Linked DNA regions of Homo sapiens: region 1 is linked to region 2. Evidence: chromatin loops called from intact Hi-C (ENCODE). Cell type or tissue: Calu3. All regions are shown on one strand. Each heading gives the region's core, and the rest is flanking DNA. Links, peaks and the distances in the headings are about the cores only. Region 1 overlaps KLHL32 (kelch like family member 32). Region 2 overlaps UFL1-AS1 (UFL1 antisense RNA 1).

Region 1 (5,388 bases), core at 302-5,301, 670 kb after region 2:
TAACTTGTGAATATTTTATTTTTGTATACTTCATAAAAACCATCCATTTACATTTTATTCTCAAATTTAGATTCATTAATTCAGCAAATACTTAATGAACACCTACTATATGCTAAGGACTTACTAGTTGTTAGGGATGCACTGATGAGAAAATGTACATTGGTGCTTTCTCACAGTAGGTCAAACTGTGATTGGAAATGCCAGATCAACACACCATTGCATTTTTAAGAAATGGATTAGCAGGGATCTGAATTATTTGCATATATAACATAGAAAAATACCTGAGTATGTTTGATGCTTCAAAAGTTGCACTAATTCAGGTAGGAGAATGGATAATTGAGTTGTAGTTCTTTGTCAAGGACTGCCTGAAAAATAAGACAGTAATTTGCATTATACTTTGCAGGAAGAAAATAATAGGCATTTATTCTATAGTAATTGAATAGACAGATATAGCACCTTAAAAACTAATGATAGCCATTCATCTCTATGTATCATGTATCTGTCAAAGTAGGAACAACTTGGCACAGCCCAAAGAATACAGCCTGTACTCCCGGCTATTCGGGAGGTTGAGGTGGAAGAATTGCTTGAACCCGGGAGGCAGAGGATGCATTGGGCTGATATCGTGCCACTGCGCCCCAGCCTGGGCAACAGAGTGAGATCCTGTCTAAAAAAAATATAAGAGAGGATAAAAATTGATTCCAGCTTGTGGCATCTTTGGAGAATTATTTGTTGAATCCAACTGTAAGAATCAATTCTGCTGGTTGGCACTGGAGAAAGTCACTGTTTTCACTTCAAATCCATGACCCCAAATCTCAGACAGATACCCAATGCCAGGCAATGTTAATCTGTTTCCCTAGTAAATTTGCTTTCCTCCTCTTCTTGATGAGTTTCTCACCCTCTCTCTTCTCTTTTTAGAGACATTCCCCTCACTAACCTACCTCCAGTACACATATCATAAGGAAAAGTCACCGTCCATTGAGAAAATAGAAACAGAAAGGAAGATCTTCATCATCTTACCATCAAATTCTCAACCCTCCCTGTTTCTGAACTTATTCTGGGTATATCCCTCTTTTACAGTGGGAGGGGTATCCCTGAACTGTCAGAGACTAATCTCCCCCACGTAGGGTCCAGATCCACTCCCTCCGACTCTGTCCAATATCACTCCTGTTATCCTGCTGCTGTCTCTTCTGCCATCAGTTTCTCCTCTACTGCATTCTATTGCTCACCTTTAAGAATCCTTTTCTTGCCAGGTGTGGTGGCTCATGCCTGTAATCCCAGCACTTTGGGAGGCCAACGCAGGTGGGTTACTTGAGGCCAGGAATTCAAGACCATCCTGGCCAACATGGTGAAACTCTGTCTCTACTAAAAATACAAAAATTAACCAGGTGTGGTGACATGTGCCTGTACTCCCAGCTAGTTGAGAGGTTGACGTGAAAGAATTGCTTGAACCTGGGAGGTGGAGGTTGCAGTGGGCCGATATCGTGCCCCTGCACCCCAGCCGAGGTAACAGACTGAGAACCTGTCTAAAAAAAAAAAAAAAAAAAAAAAAAACCCCTTCTTATTTCTATATTCCTCTTGAGCTACCACTTATTTCTCTGACTCTTCTCACAGCAGAGCTTATGAAAAGTGTTACATAAAGTTATTTTTCCTCACTTTCACTCATTTATCACTCACTTTTCCACTCCAAGTCTGGAGGCTTTTATCTTCATCATTCCACTAAAACTGTTCTTGGCAGTCACAAATATTGCCAAATCTAATTAAATACTGTCATATGTGACCTCACAGCTTCGTGCAGCATAGCCAGCCTCCCTTTTCTTTTTTTTTCTTTTTTTTTCTTTTTTTTTTTTTTTTTGAGATGAAGTCTCGCTCTGTCACCCAGGCTGGAGTGCAGTGGCACGATCTCGGCTCACTGGAAGCTCCGCTTCCCGGGTTCACGCCATTCTCCTGCCTCAGCCTCCCTAGTAGCTGGGACTACAGGCGCCCGCCACCACGCCCGGCTAATTTTTTGTATTTTTAGTAGAGTCGGGGTTTCACCATGTTAGCCAGGATGGTCTTGATCTCCTGACCTCGTGATCCTCCCGCCTTGGCCTCCCAAAGTGCTGGGATTACAAACGTGAGCCACCAGGCCCGGCCCACCAGCCTGCCTATTCTCTCTTGGCCTTTGTAACACTGCTCACTGTGGGCTTTTATTCTGTGCCACCACCAGCCTTCCCGTCACTCCTTTCCAGGTGGCTTTGCTTGCTCCTCCCCACTCTGTAGGCTTCAAATCCTTCCTGCTTCAGAACCCTCCTGTTTAATCCAACTAGCTTCCTTGGTGATGTCATCCAGACCCAAGTTATTTGGTATTGACAAATAACTTGCTATTATCTTATGCTATTGACTCCCAGCCCCTACCTATACTCTAGACCAAGGATCAGCAAACTTTTTTTGTGAGGAGCCAAAAATAATTCAGTAAATAATTCAGGCCATATAAAGTTTCTGTCACAGCTGGGTGCAGTGGGTCACGACCATAGTCTCAGCACTTTGGGAGGCCAAAGCAGAAAGATCGTTTGAGCCCCGGAGCTCGACACCAGGCTGGGCAACATAGCAAGACCCTGTCTCTATTTTAAAAAGTAAATAAAGTTTATTTCGCAACTACTCAACTTAGCTGTTGTAGCATGAAAACTGCCAGAGACAAATATGTAAATGAATAAGCATAGCTATGTTATAATAAAACTCTATTTATACTTAAATTTGAATTTCATATAATTTTCATGTATCACAACATATTATTCATCTTTTGGGTTTGGGGGACTGTTTTAAAAAGTTAAAACTATTTTTAGAAATTAATACCCCAAAAATTAAACAGGCGTAAATCTAACAAAATATGTACAAAAAATGCAGTTTTCCTATGTGAGTATCTTTTTTTTTTTTTTTTTTTTTTTTTTTTTGAGACGGAGTTTCGCTCTGTCGCCCAGGCTGGAGTGCAGTGGCGCGATCTCGACTCACTGCAAGCTCCGCCTCCCGGGTTCACGCCATTCTCCTGCCTCAGCCTCCTGTGTAGCTGGGACTACAGGCACGCGCCACCATGCCCGGCTAATTTTTGTATTTTTAGTAGAGACGGGGTTTCACTGTGTTAGCCAGGATGGTCTCGATCTCCTGACCTCGTGATCCGCCCGTCTCGGCCTCCCAAAGTGCTGGGATTACAGGCGTGAGCCACCGCGCCCGGCCGAGTATCTTTTTATATGCTTATTTGCCACCTGTCTTCTTTGGTGAGGTATCCGCTCAGATCTTTTACACCCCCCTCCCGCCCCCATTTCAAAAAATCAGATGGTTCATTTTTTTCATTGTTGAGTGTTAAGATCTTGTTTTTTGATATTTTGGATAACATTCCTTTAGCAGATGTATCTGTTGCAAATATTTTCTCTTAGCCTATGGCTTGTCTTCTCAATTTCCTAATAGTGTATTTTGTGGAGCAGAAGTTTTTAATTTTAAAAAAGTCCAAGTTGTCAATTATGTCTTTCATGGACCATGTTTTTGGTGCTGTATCTAAAGAGTCATTGTCATACCCAAAGTTATCTAGATCTTCTCCTATGTTACCTTGTAAGAGTTTTCTAGTTTTGCATTTTACATCTACATCTGTAATCCGTTTTGAGTTTATTTTTGTGAAGGATTTGAGAGCTGTGTCCAGGTTCAATTTTTGTATGTGAGTGTCCAATTAATCTAGCCCCATTCTTGAAAAGACTATCTTTTATCCATTATTATTATATTATCTATAATATTATCTATGCTCTTTCATTGACCATATTTATGTGAGTCTGTTTCTGAGCTCTCTGTTCTGTTCCATTGATCTGTTTCTCTCTTCTTTTGCCAATGTCACACTGTCTTGATAACTGTAGTTTTTTTTAGTCTTGAAGCGGGTATTGTCAGTCCTCCAACTTTGTTCTCCTTCAACATCGTGTTGGCTATTTTGGGTCTTTTGCTTCTTCATATAAGCTTTAGAATCTGTTTGTTAATACACAAAAAATAACTGTGGGATTTTGAATAAGATTACATTGAATCTATAAATTGAGTTGGGAAGAACTGACATCTTGACAATATGGAGTCCTTTTTATCCACAGACATGGGCCATCTTTCCATTTATTTAGTTTTTCTTTGATTTCTCTCATCAGAGTTTTGTAGTTTTCCTCATATATATATGTGCTAAGTCCCATGGCTAATGCCCTGATTGCCTACCAATATTCATTTCCTCTTTTTTCTTTATATAGAACTCTAATTTGATTTGGGACTATGGTGCATCTAGCCATAAAAATTTAATTTCCCAGGCTCTTTTACAGCTATGTGTAGCCACCCAGCCAATGAGATGTAAATGGAAGTCTCTGTAACAGTGTTTGTAAGAAATCTATTGTTTTTCTGATAAACAATGCCAGACTCAGCTGGCAAATGTTTTTTGTTCTTTGACCTCTCCTTTCTTTCTGCTTTGAATGTAGACATAATGCCTGGTGGTATGGCAGCCAATTTGAGACCATGAAACCACAGCCTGAGATTTGCCAAGCAGGAAAATACAAGGAGGCTGGTTGCCACTCTAAGTGGCCTAATCCAAATGTTATTGGAAAAGTAACCCTTATATTTGTTTAAGCTGCTTTGTTACATATAGACACACACAATTGTAATGATACACAAGCATTCTTTTGGTCCTTAAAACAGTTTTTGAGGTAGACATCATTATTTTCACTGTACAAATAAGAACACTGAGGCACCTGGAGTTGAGCTGTTCTCCCAAGTTGATTCTGTCAGCAAGTGTAGGAGCCAGGATTTGAAAGCAGACAGCGTGACCTAGAACACATGGGCTTATTAGTTCACCAGATGTCTGTGGAGACCCAGGATGAGGTAGGGGTGGGGAGAGATCTTGCCAAGCTTTGTATAAGGAGTGGATTTAGAGTTGGATCTTGAAATGAGTAGGATTTTGACATATGGAAATTAAAGGAATGAGGAGGACATTGAAGATGGAGAACAAGGTATTGCCTGAGTGTGGAGACTAGTAGATTACTGGCTTTAGCAAAGGGACCAGAAGGTCATAAAACTGGAGAAAAGTTTTTAACAGCAGGTTGGGGCTACATGGTGAGGTTTTCCAAATACAAGCCTCAAAAGTTTGAATTCTCTGATTCATAGAGAACTACTGAATTCTAGCCAGTATTGCTCAGATGGAGCACTTCAACAGGCATATTTATGAACATTTCCCAATATGATCACAACATTTAGAAACTGGAATTCATGTGTTTTATTATCCTTACCTGAACTATGTTTTTCTTTCTTAAAAATAAACTTCAGATGTCAGATATAGATGTGCAGTGCATGAGTCAATTTAGAAAATTCTTTTCCTTTAAATGGCTGCCACCTTGTGGATAA
Region 2 (5,388 bases), core at 286-5,285:
TTGAAGTAGGATTTTGTTCTATTGAAGTTTTTTTAATGGCCAAGAAACAATGGTTAACAAATAGGATCCTATTAATCATATTGATTCATTCAATAACTAGTCACTGGCAATTAACATAGTCAAAGAAAAATGCTAGGCATTGTAGGAAATAAAATTGATTAAGACATAGTACACTGCTCTCAACACCAGTCAAAAATGAGGGCATAAGATAACAAAAATAATTATAATCACAGTGGAATGTAAATTCTAGAAGGTAAATACATGACAATACTATGAAGGAAGTAGGTAGCCTATGAATGGTGGTAATTCATGATATTTAGCTGGGACCTTGAAGGATAGGTGTTATGTAGGTAAAGATAAGAAGAGAGGACTTCTGAGAGGAAAACAGTGCAAGCAAAGACTGTTCACTTCAAAAATATTGAATGCTTACTGTGTGCCAGGTCCTGGACTTTATACTGGGGTATAAAGACTTATCACTGTCTCTTCCCTTAAGAGCTTAACACAGAAAAGCAGAGTGCGAGTTCTCAGTGATACTTGGATAGTTCCATTCAGCTAGAGCGTGTATATAAGAGGAGGTAATGGAATGAAGCTGGAAAGACAAATTGAACCAATATTAATGAGAGTCTTAAATGCCAGGACAATATATACTCAGTTCTCCTGGGTATGGAAATAACTGAAGTCTGTTGTTAACAGTTTTTATCAGAAGGCAATGAAGACAATTGTGTTTGGGGCAGTCTTTGCTGGAAGAAATGTATAGGATAGATTTGAAAGGAAGAGACTTTTAAACTAGGTGGCTATAATTACAGTAATAAAGTATGGAATGATAATAGCCTGGGATAGCTGGTGACACCAGAGTAATTGTAAAAGCTCATGTGTGTCAAGAATATGTTAATGCTTTAATCATTTGCTAAGGAGTTATGCAAATCATCTTGCTTACTCCTCATAATATCTCTTCAAGAAGGGTGCTGTAATTATACCCCATTGACAGAGGAGTAAACTGAGCACAAAGACATTTTAAAAACTTTCCCATGTTTTACAACTAGTAAATGATGAAACTAGATTCAAGCATAGGCAGCCTCCAGAAACTGCTTTTTACCTACTGACTATAGTGTCAAAAACAGCTATAAATTTTGAACTCATATGTCTAAATAAAAAAATAGCTCAATTAACAAATACAAAGAAGTTTAAACACTTTTTTCACTTAAAAACTTTATCAGCTAAAAAAAATATACCATTCTTTTTCCAAATTTCCCTCACTGAAAGGTTTAGTGGTTTTCAAATTCAATAATAGAATTTTAACAGCAGAATGTATCTCAGAGAATAACTCAAACCTCACAACTTTACAGAAGAGGGCATTGAGACCAAGACTAAGGGAATGCCCAAAGTAAAAGAGCTAGCTAGGGGTTGAACTCACATTAAAATCCATACCTCCTGTTTTCTTGTCACTATAGTATAGCACTCTGATTTTATCATATCATATTTCTATTATGTTTTTCATAGTGAGCATGGAAGATCACAATACTGAGTCACAAAGGGAGAGATTTTTACTTATAAATTACAGAAAGATGTGTGAATGGTTACATATTTACTCACTAAAAAATCACAACAGTTAGTATATTAACAATTATGCCCATTATCCATTTTAGCAGTTTTGACACATGAATTCATCTTCCACAGTGGATTTTCGGATAATGATGTCAAATTGTTCTGCTTCCATATTATAACAAATCCTTTGTGAGAAGATAGATCTGTGTACTACTTGTTACCTCGCAGTGATGAATCAGTATCAGCGAGTTTTTTAGAGGGAGGAGAAGAGTCCACCAGAGGGTGTCATGCATTGTTGTCTTACATGTACATCTTTCCAGGAGAATTTCAACCTATCTTCTTTGATCACTACCAGGTGGTTTCCCCTTGCAGCTCCACAGTCCATCACTGGTAATAAAAGCATAACCAGACCAATTTGCTCTCATTTATTTTATGAATCATTGCCAGACTCAGAAATAAAGAACAAAAGGAAGTGTATCCTTTTTTGTGTCTTTTGAAATTGAATGAAATATCAATGAAATATCTTCATAACATTATGTAAGACAATGTCCTACATTGATGTGGGGCCAAAATAGCTTAAAGAACCTATGGCTTCAAAGCTAATGGAATGTGCCAAGAGGACCACAATATGAAAAGAATGAACATACTGAAAGTCTCAGAAAGCAATGGGTTTTCTGTCAGGAACAAGAGAAATCCAAATAATTGGGAATATTTTGTCACTTATTTCCCCGTAATCCTACCTAGCCACAAGATAAAACAAAAATAAAAAGAATTCAGAAGTAAGAATAAAAATACATCAGCTAGTGAGGTTGGAAAGTGAAGCTTGATTCATTTCGAATTCATTGTCCTAATGGATGAGCAAGTGATTGAAAATGAATGCATGAATAGCAGTTAACATCACTGGTAACAGGGAGACAGAGAAAGACAGAAGAAACATGGAAGTGGGGTAGAATAAAGAAAATAAGGAAAGCAAATAAAAAAGTTTTTAAAGCGAAAGAAGGGGTAAAGAAAATGAAAGAAATTAAGCTGACAGGAAGAAACATATGAAATGCAGCTGTGATGCTCATTTGTTCTTCTTTTAAAATGTAAATTACTTCTGATTTTGAAGTCAAGGTCTGGATATTTTCCTGTGGAAATATAGCCATATACCCTCTAAATAGTCTCTCTTCCCCAAAAGAGAGAAAATTGGGAAAGATAACGTAGTTTTACTGTAAGCAATACAAAAAAATAGTTCTAAAAACCTCAAGGCATTTCAGTGTAAGTTGTCTGCAACAGACAACAGCCTCAAAACCCTCCAAATTTCCTAGCGTGAGACAGGCACCAAGCGGGAGACTTGGTTGCCTGGCAACCGCGCTCTTCACAGGCAGCTGGAGTAAAAGGAACCGTCTGGTGCCAAACGGCCTTTCACCTGCTTCGTTAAAGGGAAATCAGAGAGAAAGAGTTACCTTGCAAAGGCCAAAGCTCCCCATGAGAAACAGAGGCTTGAGAAACCCTCCTCTAGCTTCACTTTGGAAAGGCACTCCAAGCAGGGTGGGAGGTTTCTAATGCCTCAGGAATTAAGGATGCTTTTTCCTCCCCTCCCCCTGCTCTGGGTGCCACCCTGAAAATAACAGGCTGCAGGCTTGGTATTCTGACGTTGTATAGAGGGGAAAAGAAATCACTTTAAATCTTTTGCTCCATATTGATAAATTCTGAAGACTAGGGACATTGCTTACATCTCCCCATTATTTTTAAATTAGGTTTGCTTTCTGATAATACAAGGACTAATAAAGTGTTTTCATGAGGAAAAGAGAATTTGAAAAGGAATGACTATGAAAATAGTCTGTTTTTACATAAGTATCTGGGGATTGAAGTTATTCTGGAAATTTTACCTGGCTATTTTAGTGGAAATGTAAACAGTACCTAGAAGGGATTTCGTATAAAAAATGGTGAGGGTTGTCCAAAAGAATTTGTACAGCCCACTCCTAAAATGCAAAGTATTGCAATATACATCTTTGTGTAAATTTTAGCCTTTGCTAGAAAATACACAGTTTTTAAATGGATCCTTAATGAGTAATTCCCAATTAGTCTGGCTCTTTCAAGGTCAAACAGTAAAATGTGCATGGAAATTGGGCAGATAGCTGCATAGTAGTCAGAAACAAAGCACTGAAGTCAGCATTTACAGTGGCAGATTCCGGTCCTTGCACTGTCACTCAGCACAGCATTAATTTTGAGTTCTAATTTGGGTGACATAGATCTAACATATTTAGTGTTCTTTTGGAACTTTCCTTCAGATAAGATTCTAAATATAAAACAAAAAATGTGTCATGTTCAAACTTTTCAGGTTATACAAATTATATAAATTTATTTCAGTTTTATTCACTACCAGTAAGTACAATTATTTTTACTCCTTTCTATAGGACTTTGTTGACCTCATTCTTTTATTCTGTTGTATTTTACTGAAATATGAATAATGGATATACATATACAAATATACACACACATATTTTATCCATCGCCCTACTCCACCTCCAAAGTTGAAGAGTAAATATGTTTTTCATTCTCCACATGACTTCTCCAAGGGAGTCTTCTATTATTGTTAGTAACTATACAATTGTCCAGTGTTTCCACAATAAGCTATTATTGAATGGGATTTTTTGGGAAGTCTTCATTTACAAAATTATACTGGAAGATAATTTATTTTCTTTTACGTTAAAAGCCTGGCACCATAACTCCTTTAGGGAAAAGAAATTTAAGATAGAAGGTGAGCCCCTGAGGCTATGGGTTAGCCCACAGGTTCTTAATCTGGTCTACACATTAGAATTACCTAGGGAGCTTTCTGAAAGCACTGATTTCTGCCCCCCTTCCTCCACCAAGGCTGTGATCTTGATTCCACATCTGGGTCAATTCTGTGTGAAACAGCATCAGTATGTGCACATCAGCTTCTAAGTTAATACTGGTTGAAAAGTTTTAAAGTTGTCTTATTTTCTGGGAGATGGACTTTAGGAGACTAGCTACAGCGCTGCAGAAAAAATGAGCAGCATTTAATGTTATGTGTGCCTAGTGGCTTTTCCCAACACCCGTGTCTCTCTCTATTCCTGTGCTCAAGCAGCCTTCCATTCTAATGCTACATCTTAATATTTAATGTGCTAAAAAAGTTAAAGAAGTGATTAATGTTAATAAAAAATATTCTAAATTATGTGGAAATACAAGTAGTAAAGCAAATGTTAGCTCTTACCGTTAGCCCACAGCCAAGTTACGTTTTGGTAACTAGAGGAAGAGGGTAATGTTTTGGCTATATTAGCTATAGTACACAGAGAGTTGATTAAAAAAAAACAGAGTCATTTTTGCCTTAAAACCATATACATATTTTCTTAATGTGTAGTATTATTTTCTGATGGTTTTTTTTTTTTTTTTTTGAGACAGAGTCTCGCTCTGTTACCCAGGCTGGAGAGCAGTGGTGCGATCTCAGCTCACTGCAACCTCCGCCTCCCGGGTTCAAGCGATTCTCTTGCCTCAGCCTCCCAAGTAGCTGGGATTACAGGCACGTGCCACCACACCCGGCTAATTTTTTGTATTTTTAGTAGAGACAGGGTTTCGCCATGTTGGCCAGGCTGGTCTCAAACTCCTGATCTCAGGTGATCCACCCCCCTCAGCCTCCCAAAGTGCTGGGATTACAGGCGTGAGTCACCGCGCCCAGCCTCTGATGGAATTTTTAGTATGTGTGTAATATTATATCATCCTATGAAAGAAATAAAATTTTTCTACCTGTAATGTTACTAATGAAAATTGGTAATTTGTATAAAAGGATTTGAATATATCTTTAGTCATATACCACCACATACCATTTGCAATCATATGTAA

Evidence for each region. Peaks named below come from ENCODE experiments on the same cell type or tissue, not always from the same donor. Only the 100,000 strongest peaks of a DNase experiment are listed, where the experiment ranks them.
Region 1: a loop joins it to region 2, with 9 times the contacts of the local background. A loop is called at or near these places in 9 of 110 quality-filtered maps.

What each region holds. Positions count from the first base shown.
Region 1 is chr6:97,054,272-97,059,659 of GRCh38, forward strand. All of the region lies in intron 4 of KLHL32 (kelch like family member 32), which reads left to right. Among named protein-coding and RNA genes, the nearest start is that of KLHL32, 130 kb to the left of the region's middle. In Calu3, for the core only: no CTCF peak of the experiment used is centred there; no DNase peak of the experiment used is centred there.
Region 2 is chr6:96,389,046-96,394,433 of GRCh38, forward strand. All of the region lies in intron 1 of UFL1-AS1 (UFL1 antisense RNA 1), which reads right to left. Among named protein-coding and RNA genes, the nearest start is that of UFL1-AS1, 130 kb to the right of the region's middle. In Calu3, for the core only: no CTCF peak of the experiment used is centred there; a DNase peak (open chromatin) is centred at 2,916.